Linked DNA regions of Homo sapiens: region 2 is linked to region 1. The links are chromatin contacts, found by POLR2A ChIA-PET in ENCODE. All regions are on one chromosome and are shown on one strand. Each heading gives the region's core, a stretch centred on a gene start or an enhancer-like site at or near the end of the contact. The rest is flanking DNA. Distances are from core to core; before and after follow the strand shown. Region 1 overlaps CELSR2 (cadherin EGF LAG seven-pass G-type receptor 2). Region 2 holds the start of EPS8L3 (EPS8 signaling adaptor L3).

Region 1 (6,385 bases), core at 2,895-5,394:
GGTCCAGGGGACGAGGCTCTTCGGGGGCCTGCGCCCCCATGGGCTGGCTCTGTCCATCCTCAGCGTCGAACCTCTGGCTCTACACCAGCCGCTGCAGGGATGCGGGCACTGAGCTGACTGGCCACCTGGTACCCCACCACGATGGCCTGAGGGTTTGGTGTCCAGAATCCGAGGCCCATATTCCCCTACCACCAGCTCCTGAAGGCTGCCCCTGGAGCTGTCGCCTCCTGGGCATTGGAGGCCACCTTTCCCCACAGGGCAAGCTCACACTGCCCGAGGAGCACCCGTGCTTAAAGGCTCCACGGCTCAGATGCCAGTCCTGCAAGCTGGCACAGGCCCCCGGGCTCAGGGCAGGGGAAAGGTCACCAGAAGAGTCCCTGGGTGGGCGTCGGAAAAGGAATGTAAATACAGCCCCCCAGTTCCAGCCCCCCAGCTACCAGGCCACAGTGCCGGAGAACCAGCCAGCAGGCACCCCTGTTGCATCCCTGAGGGCCATCGACCCGGACGAGGGTGAGGCAGGTCGACTGGAGTACACCATGGATGCCCTCTTTGATAGCCGCTCCAACCAGTTCTTCTCCCTGGACCCAGTCACTGGTGCAGTAACCACAGCCGAGGAGCTGGATCGTGAGACCAAGAGCACCCACGTCTTCAGGGTCACGGCGCAGGACCACGGCATGCCCCGACGAAGTGCCCTGGCTACACTCACCATCTTGGTTACTGACACCAATGACCATGACCCTGTGTTCGAGCAGCAGGAGTACAAGGAGAGCCTCAGGGAGAACCTGGAGGTTGGCTATGAGGTGCTCACTGTCAGGGCCACGGATGGTGATGCCCCTCCCAATGCCAATATTCTGTACCGCCTGCTGGAGGGGTCTGGGGGCAGCCCCTCTGAAGTCTTTGAGATCGACCCTCGCTCTGGGGTGATCCGAACCCGTGGCCCTGTGGATCGGGAAGAGGTGGAATCCTACCAGCTGACGGTAGAGGCAAGTGACCAGGGTCGGGACCCGGGTCCTCGGAGTACCACAGCCGCTGTTTTCCTTTCTGTGGAGGATGACAATGATAATGCCCCCCAGTTTAGTGAGAAGCGCTATGTGGTCCAGGTGAGGGAGGATGTGACTCCAGGGGCCCCAGTACTCCGAGTCACAGCCTCGGATCGAGACAAGGGGAGCAATGCCGTGGTGCACTATAGCATCATGAGTGGCAATGCTCGGGGACAGTTTTATCTGGATGCCCAGACTGGAGCTCTGGATGTGGTGAGCCCTCTTGACTATGAGACGACCAAGGAGTACACCCTACGGGTGCGAGCACAGGATGGTGGCCGTCCCCCACTCTCTAATGTCTCTGGCTTGGTGACAGTACAGGTCCTGGATATCAACGACAATGCCCCCATCTTCGTCAGCACCCCTTTCCAGGCTACTGTCCTGGAGAGTGTCCCCTTAGGCTACCTGGTTCTCCATGTCCAGGCTATCGACGCTGATGCTGGTGACAATGCCCGCCTGGAATACCGCCTTGCTGGGGTGGGACATGACTTCCCCTTCACCATCAACAATGGCACAGGCTGGATCTCTGTGGCTGCTGAACTGGACCGGGAGGAAGTTGATTTCTACAGCTTTGGGGTAGAAGCTCGAGACCATGGCACTCCAGCACTCACTGCCTCGGCCAGTGTCAGCGTGACTGTCCTGGATGTCAACGACAACAATCCAACCTTTACCCAACCAGAGTACACAGTGCGGCTCAATGAGGATGCAGCTGTGGGCACCAGCGTGGTGACGGTGTCAGCTGTGGACCGTGATGCTCATAGTGTCATCACCTACCAGATCACCAGTGGCAATACTCGAAACCGCTTCTCCATCACCAGCCAAAGTGGTGGTGGGCTGGTATCCCTTGCCCTGCCACTGGACTACAAACTTGAGCGGCAGTATGTGTTGGCTGTTACCGCCTCCGATGGCACTCGGCAGGACACGGCACAGATTGTGGTGAATGTCACCGACGCCAACACCCATCGTCCTGTCTTTCAGAGCTCCCACTATACAGTGAATGTTAATGAGGACCGGCCGGCAGGCACCACGGTGGTGCTGATCAGCGCCACGGATGAGGACACAGGTGAGAATGCCCGCATCACCTACTTCATGGAGGACAGCATCCCCCAGTTCCGCATCGATGCAGACACGGGGGCTGTCACCACCCAGGCTGAGCTGGACTATGAAGACCAAGTGTCTTACACCCTGGCCATTACTGCTCGGGACAATGGCATTCCCCAGAAGTCCGACACCACCTACCTGGAGATCCTGGTGAACGACGTGAATGACAATGCCCCTCAGTTCCTGCGAGACTCCTACCAGGGCAGTGTCTATGAGGATGTGCCACCCTTCACTAGCGTCCTGCAGATCTCAGCCACTGATCGTGATTCTGGACTTAATGGCAGGGTCTTCTACACCTTCCAAGGAGGCGACGATGGAGACGGTGACTTTATTGTTGAGTCCACGTCAGGCATCGTGCGAACGCTACGGAGGCTGGATCGAGAGAACGTGGCCCAGTATGTCTTGCGGGCATATGCAGTGGACAAGGGGATGCCCCCAGCCCGCACACCTATGGAAGTGACAGTCACTGTGTTGGATGTGAATGACAATCCCCCTGTCTTTGAGCAGGATGAGTTTGATGTGTTTGTGGAAGAGAACAGCCCCATTGGGCTAGCCGTGGCCCGGGTCACAGCCACTGACCCCGATGAAGGCACCAATGCCCAGATTATGTACCAGATTGTGGAGGGCAACATCCCTGAGGTCTTTCAGCTGGACATCTTCTCCGGGGAGCTGACAGCCCTGGTAGACTTAGACTACGAGGACCGGCCTGAGTACGTCCTGGTCATCCAGGCCACGTCAGCTCCTCTGGTGAGCCGGGCTACAGTCCACGTCCGCCTCCTTGACCGCAATGACAACCCACCAGTGCTGGGCAACTTTGAGATCCTTTTCAACAACTATGTCACCAATCGCTCAAGCAGCTTCCCTGGGGGTGCCATTGGCCGAGTACCTGCCCATGACCCTGATATCTCAGATAGTCTGACTTACAGCTTTGAGCGGGGAAATGAACTCAGCCTGGTCCTGCTCAATGCCTCCACGGGTGAGCTGAAGCTAAGCCGCGCACTGGACAACAACCGGCCTCTGGAGGCCATCATGAGCGTGCTGGTGTCAGGTAAGGAAGGGCCCAGGTGGCGCTGGGGTGGGGGTAGCTCGCGGGGATGGTCTGGGCAGCCACTGGAGGTAGGGTGCGATCCAGGAAGCAGCTACAGATCCACCTCCCTGCCCAGTGCCTGGCACAGAGCAGGAGGGGCAAGAGCCAGCTTGGGAAGAAGCCCCAGGAACCCTGGCGGCTGGTGCAGGCCCCACCTTCTGCTGGGCTGGGCTGGGCTGCTTCGGTTGGCTGCCCCCACTGTCTACCAGCCTGTGACGTGGTCGGGGAAGTGTTGTGAGGCTGCCCCGGCTATGGCTGCCAAGAATTGTGAAAAAAGGCGCGTGGAAGCCTGGGGGGCCAGGAGAGCTGGGGGAAGGGCAGAGAGGACTGTGGCGCAGGAGAGGAGGCGAGGCCAGGGCCCCTTCACCCCCATCAAGATATTCCTGCAGTCTCACACAGCCTTTGGCAGAGCTGGGGACCACGGGAGCACAGGGCTGCCGCCACCCAGGGGTCAGGACCCTGTAGTCCTCTTCTGGCCCCTTTTGCCTCCTGGCTGAGCTGCAGAATCGGCTGACAGGGACTTTGTCTAGCGCATTCTTTTCCCTCCAGGCAGAAAGAGCCTGGCCTGGCTCCCCCTTCAGAGCTCCCACAGGAAGTGAGGCCAGAGCTCATTGTCTGTCCAAACAGACCCCACTTTCAGAGTCCGTGGTTCGGGTCTGGCTTGGAGGAGGGGCTGCAATGAAGCTGGGGGGCAGGCTGAGGCCTCGTGGGCCCCCCTTGCCACCTCATGGGCTGTTCTTAGGGTGCCAGGCCTTCCTTTCCTGCTAGCTGTGACCAGCCCAAGCTCCAGGAATGGAGTGTAGGGACCAGGACAGGCCAGTGGACTGGTGAGCTTTGAGGGCAGAGACCCCAAGGCACCTTATCTGAGGAGAGAACAGAGTCCCAGGGCGTGGGAGCCTGGCCGGAACCCAGGCTGGGGCATTCCTGCTGCTTGGCCAAGCACTCAGCCTACAGACTCCCTGGACAGCAGGGCTGGGGGAGGAGAGTTGGAGGGGGTTGGTGACAGTATTCTGTCTTTTTTTATCAGCTGTGGGGAGCCAGAGGTAGCAGCAGGGAGAAGACCACACCCAAGTTGCTGAGTGCCTTCCCCAAGCCTGGGAACAACTGAGACCCTCATGAGGGGATGCTGTTAGCTGCACCCCAGGGGTGGATCAGGTCACATCCCCTCTAGGCAGCCTTCAAATCCATCAGGGAAGGGAGGAAAAGAAGAGGCTGGCAGGCCCCTACTCCCACCCCAGGGAGTGTGGCCTGAAGGGGAAGGAGGGGTATGCCAGAGTCAGGGCGTGGCCTCACTCAGGGTCCTTGCTGGACAGATGCCTCCCTGCCCCACCCTTCAAAGTAGCCACAGGAACCAGGAAGCAGGAGCTTTTCAGGGACTGTGGCTGAGGTTCTGAGCCTCCTGAGACTTCAGTTTCCCCTCCAGGAGGCGGAAGAGGGAGGCTGGAGCTCCTGTGTCCTCAACTGTGCCTGGGCACTTGAGACAAGTGGGAAGGAGGTGGGAAGGAGGGCCTCTCCCTCTGGTCCTCCACACCCAGCCTGCCTTTGGTGAGCGTGGCCAGGCACTGGCAGAGAAGCGCCCCCATTAAGCCTTCGGTCTCCCACCAGGGCAGAGCCCTAGACCTTGGTTCCCTAGTCTAGAGAAGGCTCGGGGCAACATCCAGGACGGCTCCTCCTGGCCCGGCAGCTCTGGCCCCACCCTCTCCCTTCGGCCCTGACCCTTGGAGGCAGTCACCACGGCAACCCCAAAGTTCAGGGAGGCCGGGGTGAGGGGGAGCTGACTCCCACTGCCCCTTTGTTTTCCTCCTCTTGTTCTTTGTCTCTTCTTTCTTTCCCGCCCCTGCCCATGCGGAGCCCTGCAGCACTGCCTCTCTCCGGTGCCCTCTCCCTGCTCCTGCGGCTCTCCGGCTCTCCCACTTGCCCATTGCTGGCTCCTCTCCTGAGGCTTTGTCTTCCCCTGTTTGGTCTCCGTGTTTGTGCCTCCACTCTCTTCCCTATGGCTGCAGCTGCCCCAGCCTGGGCCGATGGCTCCCCTGGAGGCTGAATTCTCCTCGCCTCTTTCTTCCTCTGCTCAGACACGCAGCAGCTCCTGTCCATGGTCTGGGCAGCTCCCAGAACAGCAGAGCCCTCTTGGCCTCCAGTCTCCGCTGGCACATCTGCCAGGGGAAGAGAGGCTGGGAGGCTGACCGGGACCTGGCACTTTTCCAGGTGTGCCTGGCTAAGCTTGGGACACAGGTGGCATTTCCTGGGGTCAGAGGCCATCCCAGCTGTTCCTTTTCTGTCCAGGAAGACAGCTCAGGCAACGTACTCCCCACCCCTGTTCCCATCCTGCCTTTGCACCTGAGGGGTGACCTAGGTCAAGGCAGGGGAGGGTGATATAGAAAGGAGAGAGCAGTGGGTTGACTGTTGGGGATGGGGGACAACAGCAGAGGGGGCAGGTGGCCACAGATGGTGGACCAGATGGGAAGCAACAGAGACATGCTGGGAGAGGGGCCCAGGCGGGGCCTAAGACGATGGCGGTGGGGGACACAGGGAGAAGTGTTTGTTCCCAGGGCTGAGGGGTGGCAAAGTTTCTCCCGCTCCATGGCCTTGGTTGCCCCCTCTCCTCTCTTAATCAGTTATGGGCACTGTGTGTGGAGTCTTGGGCTGCTTTCTGCCTGGAGGGAATATCCCGTCAAGGAATCATTAGGCAGATATACCAGGTATACAAGAGCTCTGTGCCAGCTGAGCATCCTGGTGCGGGGAAGTCTGAAACGGAGAGGAAAGTAGAGCCTGATGACATAAATCTGGGCAGGCTTCCTGGAGCAGGTGAGCTAGGGCAGGTTAGAAGACTCAGAGGACTGTGGGCTGGTGTCTGGGTGGGAAGGAACAGCCTGTGCAGCAGCTTTGAGACGAGAGCAGGAGGAACAGAAGTGGGTGATGACAAGCAGGCTTGCTGGTGAGAGCTAGTGAGAATAAGCAAGTGATGAGGCTGGAGGGTAGGTGGGCAGTCGGCTGAGGACATGGCTGAGATGGGGGTCTGCTTTCAGCCTTCCCGGCTTCAGCTGAGCCACCGCTGGTACAGTCAGCCACCGCAAGTAGGTACAACACAGATGCAGAATTTGTTCCCATGTCCCTTGCCTACTCCCACCCCACCCCAGAAACATGGGCTCCTGCCCCG
Region 2 (6,385 bases), core at 997-3,496, 510 kb after region 1:
CTCAGTGGGAGGGCACGGGAGAGGGGCCTGCCAGGAGCTTACAGTAAATGGCTCTGCTGCTGGGCCTTGACATGTTGACGCTGCTGAGGACGGCTCCCTAGAACCCAAAGTGAACCAGAGGCAGCCATCAGAGCTGGGGAAAGGTGTACCAGGCACAGCAGGGCAGGACAGTTGCTATTGCTCTGACTGGGGGCCTCTGGGACCAGACCCAAAGCCCCTGGCTCCAGGGGCCCTTTCCGGAGCCATCTGCAGCCAGCGTCCTCCACTGAGGAGCCCTCCATCCTGGCTGGGCCTGGAGGCCCCGGGCTGAGGGAAGGGAGGGTCAGGGAGGCCACAGCATGGCTGGGCCTCAGGGAAGGCTCCAGGCCTCCCATGGTTTGGCTGATAAAGCTCATGCCAAGGAGCCCAGGAAACCTGGATGGACAGGGACCTGCGTTCAGATCCTATCTTGGGCCTGGGTATGAAAGATGCTGGATGAGCAGAGGGTTCTGTAGCCGACCCCGCCAGAGGAGGCCCTCTTGTTCGACCCTGTTTCAGTTCTGCAAACTGAGAGGACGCTGATGCTGGCTCTTCAGCTGTAGACCCTCTGGGAAGACTGCATGCATGTGTGTGTGTACTTATGGTGGCACTGCAGGACTCGCCAGTGAGCTGACCTCCCCCAAGTGTCTCCCTAGGCCTCCTGGCTCTTTGCTTTTTGTACTCTGTATCCTCTGCCCAGGTCCCCTCCTGACCCCAACCCTTTAAATTCTAGCTCAAAGATCACCCTCTTGGTGAAGCCCTCCTGGACCATCCAACCCCACCCTGCCCAGGGTACCCTCCTAATGCTGCACTGGACCTTGTACATTTATCTCCAGCAACAATAGTCACAATAGCCACCACGGTGCTGTGAGCCTGGTGCTGAGCCCCTTACCAACATCCTATCAGTTTCTCCTCACTGCCGTCCACTTGTACTTACTTGGCGCCACGTGCCTAGCACTGTTCTAACGGCGTTACCTTCAGTCACTCTAATCCTCAAAACAACCTCACAAGGCAGGTACTGGTATTGTCCCCATTTACCATATGAGGACTCTGAGGCTCAAAGACGGTAACAGGCCTGAGGTCACAAATGAACGTTTAATAGAGAGCAACCCAGATCTGTCCGATTGCAAGCTTCGTGTTTTAATGGTTTATAAACATGCCTCTGCCGCTGGGCTGTGCGCAGTCACAGAGGGAGTCTAGAGAACATACATGTTGAAATGGAGTGGAATTAAATGTGGTGTGTGTGTCCCGGGTGGGGGTGGTGTTAGTCTGTGCGGGTCAAGGGTATGTGTTATCCAAATGAGGTTTGTGGGTATCCACATGTCTACATGGTACACCTCAGTTGTGCAGAAATACTGGACTACCCCGGGTAACATGTGAGAGAGCAACCCATACCCTTGTTTATTAGGACTGTTGTGAAAATGACGTAGGATCTGATAAGATGACTCAGTGTGGAAGGAAATAAACTGCCAGTGAACAATTAAGGGAATGTGGAAGGGACGGCTGGATCTCTGGTTTCCTTGTTTGGGAGGACCCCTTTTCTCTCCAGGGGTAAGGCGGGGCTAGAAGCCTGTTCCCCTTCCCCAGCCTCCCCCAACCCCCATTGTAACACTTCCTGCTTCTCCATGCTCTCCATGCAGAAGAGGAAGTGAGGTCTGCCCCTGGTCAGCCCCACTCCCCACTCCCTCAACACCAGGGTGGGCCCTGTGGGGCCCTCTAGGTAGGTAGGTCAAGGTGGGGAAACAGCTGCAGCCAAAGATTCCCTACCCCAGGGAGGGAAGAGGGAGCTGGCTTGGCCTGCCTTGCCCCTTAGGGGTAGGGGAGCTGTGACAGCCCATTTCCCCCCTTTAAGCCCTAGATGTAGGGGTTTGGAGCAGGGAAGGCCATCACCTCATAGACCCTGGGGCAAGCATCCCAGAGGCCCTTCCGGAGCCTGGACCTCGCTCTGCTTTCCAGCCCACCAGCCAGCTGCTGAGTCCCAAGCCCCTCCTTGGGCTTGATCCCCTGGGCTGCAGCTGGGAACAGGCTGGAGACCTGGCCTGGGAAGCCACTGAGTTGCCCCCACCTGCCCTGAGATCCCCTGTGACTGGGCTGGGCCCCGATCTTCCCTGGGGGCCAGGCCCTTACCTGGGTGCCAGTGAAGGCCGGGTGCCTGGTCCCCCCAGGAGGCTGGTCTTGGAGCAGGTGGTCCGGTGCTGGTGGTGGAAGGACAGCAGCTTCTCTGCTAGTGGCCACAGGCAGAGCCTGCCTTTGATGAGGTTACAGAGGCAGCCACGCCTGTGCTCTTTGGACTCTGGTGGGTGGGGAGGCTTCCTGGTCACTAACCGCTCAACATCAACCTGGACCTGCGGCAGTGTCTGTGCTGACTGGCGTCCCCAGCTTAGCTAGAGGCCCCTGCTTCCCTGTTTCCCCCACTGCTAGCCTTGGGGTGTGGCCCCCTCTTCCCTCTGCCTTTTAGGTGCCTACTCTGGGGAACAGGTCAGCATCAGGCACGGGGCTGGGACCAGAAGAAGAGAGCACACATGGCCCAGAGTCTGGGTTCTGTGGTGAGGGCACAGGTCGGCTGGAGGTGGACTCCAGGCTTGGGGGAAGCTGTGGGCTGGCGTGTGTGCCATGCCTGTGCGTGGGTGGCACCCATAGGTGTGTGATCCTGTGTACCTGGGTGGTGCCTGTGAGCAGGACATGGATCTTGTCACAGAAGATGGGGACTGAGGCCCCTGGGGCATTACATGGAGCGCTGAGATTCCCTCTGGCAGGGCCCTCATTCTGTCCCTACTGTTGTCCCTTCCAGCAGGAGCCCCCTTACCAGCCCTTTCTCGCTCTTCCACTCTCTTTCCTTCTGTACCCCATCTTGTGCCCAGACCCCTGGTGGACGCCTGGCCAGCTTCAGCAAAGATGGAAAACGGAGGCCTGCATCTATCTCTAGTCATAAACCTACCCACTTCCTGCACTCCATGGTATCGAAAAATCTTTCTTGGCACTCAGAGTGGGCCAGGCTCCCCTGCCCTCTGGGAACTCACAGTCTAACCAACAAGGCCAGGTATAAACAGAAACCAGGGAGCAGGGCAGGAGGGGAGGCGGGGGCGGGGGAGTGCCAGTGAGCCTCGGACCCTCGTGGGCAGAATGCAGGGTCCCGGTGCTGGGCCCTGTGATGGAGTGTCCTGTGGAGTCTGAGGGCTGGAGCACTCCCATCTTTAGCTTCCCTGGAACTATCCCAGGATATCTCAGCCTTCTCTCCCATCACCACCCAACCAACGCTGCCCTGGATGGCCTGGAGTCCATGCGTCAGATCCTAGGGAGGTGCCTTCCCTGTCTGGGCTGTGTGTGTCCCTGGGAGAGTCCAGTGGACAGCCAGCTGCTGGGGCCCAGGGATCAGGTGCCTGTGAGGCCAGCACCCAGCCACAGCCCCATGGGAAGCAGTCCTGGGGTTCTTTCCCCTGGGTCCCCATCTTGTGGCCCTTCAGCTTCTTTTGGGATAGCACAGCCTGTCCCCTCGTTGCCTCCCCCAACTCCGTGAAGGCCACAGTCATATTTCACCCCAGCCCTGGCTTGGGGCTCAGGCAACACCTCATTTCTGCCCAGCTCAGGCCAGGCCCGTCCTTCCCATAGGACCCTCCCCAAGTCAGTGTGAGCACAGCAGGGACTCCTGGGGGGGCTCTGGGGCAAGGTGGGCAGGGGCAGAGAAACAATGAGTGGCATTCCCAGCACCTTGCCCTCTGCAGTGCCCTTTAGGGGTGCCCCTGGGAGCAGTGTGTGTCTCCTCAGACATAAAGCCTTTGTGGCCTTGGTGGGTCTGGGGCTTGGGGCCAGGTATTGGGGACATCTGCTTCTGTGGAGCCCCCTGAGGGAAGAGGGAAATCAGGAAAGAGGGAGAGGCCAAGCTTCCCATACCTGGGGACTTGGGGCCATAACTGAAGCTTCTGCACAAAGCTCCGGGTGCCACAGCAGCTCTTCTGCAAGGGAGTTCGGCTGAGGCACCAGGAGCTGGGACTTAGGTTGGAGGGGAAGGAAGCAGGACTCGAAGGGCATGTCCTTGAAATTGTGGGGTTAAAAGGCTGTGGGACCACATTCGTTCATTCATTCCACAACTTCCTGTAGAATTGAGGGCTTCCTGCCTGCTAGGCACTGTGAGAGGTGCTAGGATCCCTCTGGAGGGCTTACAGACACCTTGGAATTCAAGCTGAGTTCATTATTTCTCAGCAAACCATCTCCCCTCTCATGCTCCCATCTCAGGGAAGGCATCAGCTCCCAATCGTGTGTTCCAGCAGGGAGGGGAGTCCTCCCTCAATCCTCACACCCAATGGACTACCCTTCCTGCAGTCCCAGCTCTGTGGCAAGTCCTAAGTGGCCCCCTTCCTCTCCACCCCACTGCGACTGTCTTCCTCAGACCCCATTACACCTCCTGTCTTCGACCCTGCGGCCGTCTCCTCACCCACGCCCTCGCTTCACTCTTGTTCTCATTGATCCTTACTGGTTGCTGGTAGGGAAGCTTTCTTAGCTGGAGATTTGATTGTCCACTCCTCTGCCTAAAACCCCTCAGTGACTTCCCGCTGCTCACGGGACAAAACCTAAACTCCTTCTCAGGGCAGTTGAAGTCCTTGATGAACTCAAGTCTCCTGCTTCTGAGTCTGGCCTTATCTTCCCCCCAACTCCCTGCCCCTTGTACTTTATACTCGGCTTGGGGCATGGCTTGTAATTCCTTGAAGGGTCACACCCTGGTACCAGGCTGGCTGCTGTTCTCTGTCTGGCATGCCCTGTGGACACGCTATGGCTTTATGTCTCCAGTAGCCCTCCTTCAGAAGCCTTCCCACTGCCCAGGGCTGGTGGGGCTCTGGCCCGTGGCTTCCAGACACGTTGTACATGTGTCCCTCTGTTACTGCATGTATCACATTGAGGGGGATACCCCCATGACTGGGGTCCCTGTGGGGAAAAGAAAGAGAGATCAGACTGTTACTGTGTCTATGCAGAAAAGGAAGACAAAAGAAACTCCATTTTGATCTGTACAAAGAAAAATTGTTCTGCTTTGAGATGCTGTTAATCTGTAACTTTAGCCCCCAACCCTGTGCTCACAGAAACATGTGCTATATTGAATCAAGGTTTAAGGGATCTAGGGCTGTGCAGGATGTGCCTTGTTAACAATATGTTTGCAGACAGTATGCTTGGTAAAAGTCATCGCCATTCTCCATTCTCTGTTAACCAGGGACACGATGCTCTGTGGAAAGCCGCAGGGACCTCTGCCCAAGAGAGCGTGGGTATAGTCCAAGGCTTCCCCCCACTGAGACAGCCTGAGATATGGCCTCATGGGAAGGGAAAGACCTGACCATCCCTCAGCCCGACGCCCGTAAAGGGTCTGTGCTGAGGAGGATTAGTAAAAGAGGAAGGCCTCTTTGCAGTTGAGATGAGGAAGGCCTCTGTTTCCCGCATGTCCCTGGGAACAGAATGTCTCGGTGTAAAGCCGACTGTTCGTTCTATTCTGAGATAGGAGAAAACCGCCCTGTGGCTGGAGGCGAGATATGCTGGCAGCAATACTGCTCTGTTACTCTTTGCTACGCTGAGATATTTGGGCAAAGAGAAACATAAATCTAGCCTACGTGCACATCCGGGCACAGTACCCTCCCTTGAACTTATTTATGAACAGATTCTTTTACTCACATGTTTTCCTGCTGACCTTCTCCCCATCATCATCCTGTTCACCCTGTTCTCCTGCCACACTCCCTTTGCCGAGATAATGAAAATAGTAATCAATACATACTGAGGAAACTCAGAGACCAGCACCGGTGCAGGTCTTCGCATACTGAGTGTGCTGGTCCCCTGGGCCCACTGTTCTTTCTCTATACTTTGTCTCTGTGTCTTCTTTTCTCAGTCTCTCGTCCTACCTGACGAGAAATACCCACAGGTGTGGAGGGGCAGGCCCCCTTCAGGTCCCTGAGGACCCAGATTGTTTTCTGCCACTGTCTAGAGGAGAGAAGGGCTTGTAAACAAAAGCACTGTAGTATGCAGGCATAAAGAACCTTACTCGGCTTGGGGGTGTCAGGGAGGACTTCTCAGATGAGGAAATGCAAGGGCTGGCCCTTCAATGACACACAGGAGTTCAGCCAAGAGGTGAAGTGGGCAGGGAATTGCAGGCAGAGGGATTGCAGTCCTACTGGATGAAGCGGCCTGGGGAGAAGATGGGTATGGCGTGAACTGTGTGTGTGCACGCGTGTGTGTGCATGTGTATGTGTATGTGGCGGGGAGGTGGTGGCAGATGACAGCATATGTGTGCCGTCATCACCTGGTGGTGAGTAGAGCCATTGAATGGTTTTGCATGGAGATGCAACAAGAAGGCTACTGGGTCTTCTGTCTTGTGGAAGACGCTGCCGCTTGC

The links. ChIA-PET counts read pairs that join two places held with the same protein, here RNA polymerase II (POLR2A).
Region 2: POLR2A ChIA-PET joins it to region 1 with 11 read pairs in Panc1. The contact joins the promoter of EPS8L3 here to the enhancer-like site in region 1. POLR2A ChIA-PET finds 5 or more read pairs at or near these places in 2 of 52 experiments (AG04449 and Panc1).

Annotation. Positions count from the first base shown.
Region 1 is chr1:109,250,201-109,256,585 of GRCh38, forward strand. It overlaps CELSR2 (cadherin EGF LAG seven-pass G-type receptor 2), which reads left to right. Exons shown (of 34, transcript NM_001408.3): 1 at 1-3,189. Among named protein-coding and RNA genes, the nearest start is that of CELSR2, 3.9 kb to the left of the region's middle. RefSeq lists a silencer at 796-986 and enhancers at 2,839-3,613, 2,874-6,028. Within about 2 kb of position 4,145, at least 13 of the 41 ENCODE cell types and tissues checked have a DNase peak (open chromatin) inside an H3K27ac peak, as active enhancers do.
Region 2 is chr1:109,761,677-109,768,061 of GRCh38, forward strand. EPS8L3 (EPS8 signaling adaptor L3) reads right to left here and starts at 2,247. Exons shown (of 19, transcript NM_133181.4): 1 at 2,146-2,247; 2 at 43-97. The coding sequence starts at 73. The region is part of intron 1 of LOC124904258 (a long non-coding RNA gene); the gene reads left to right.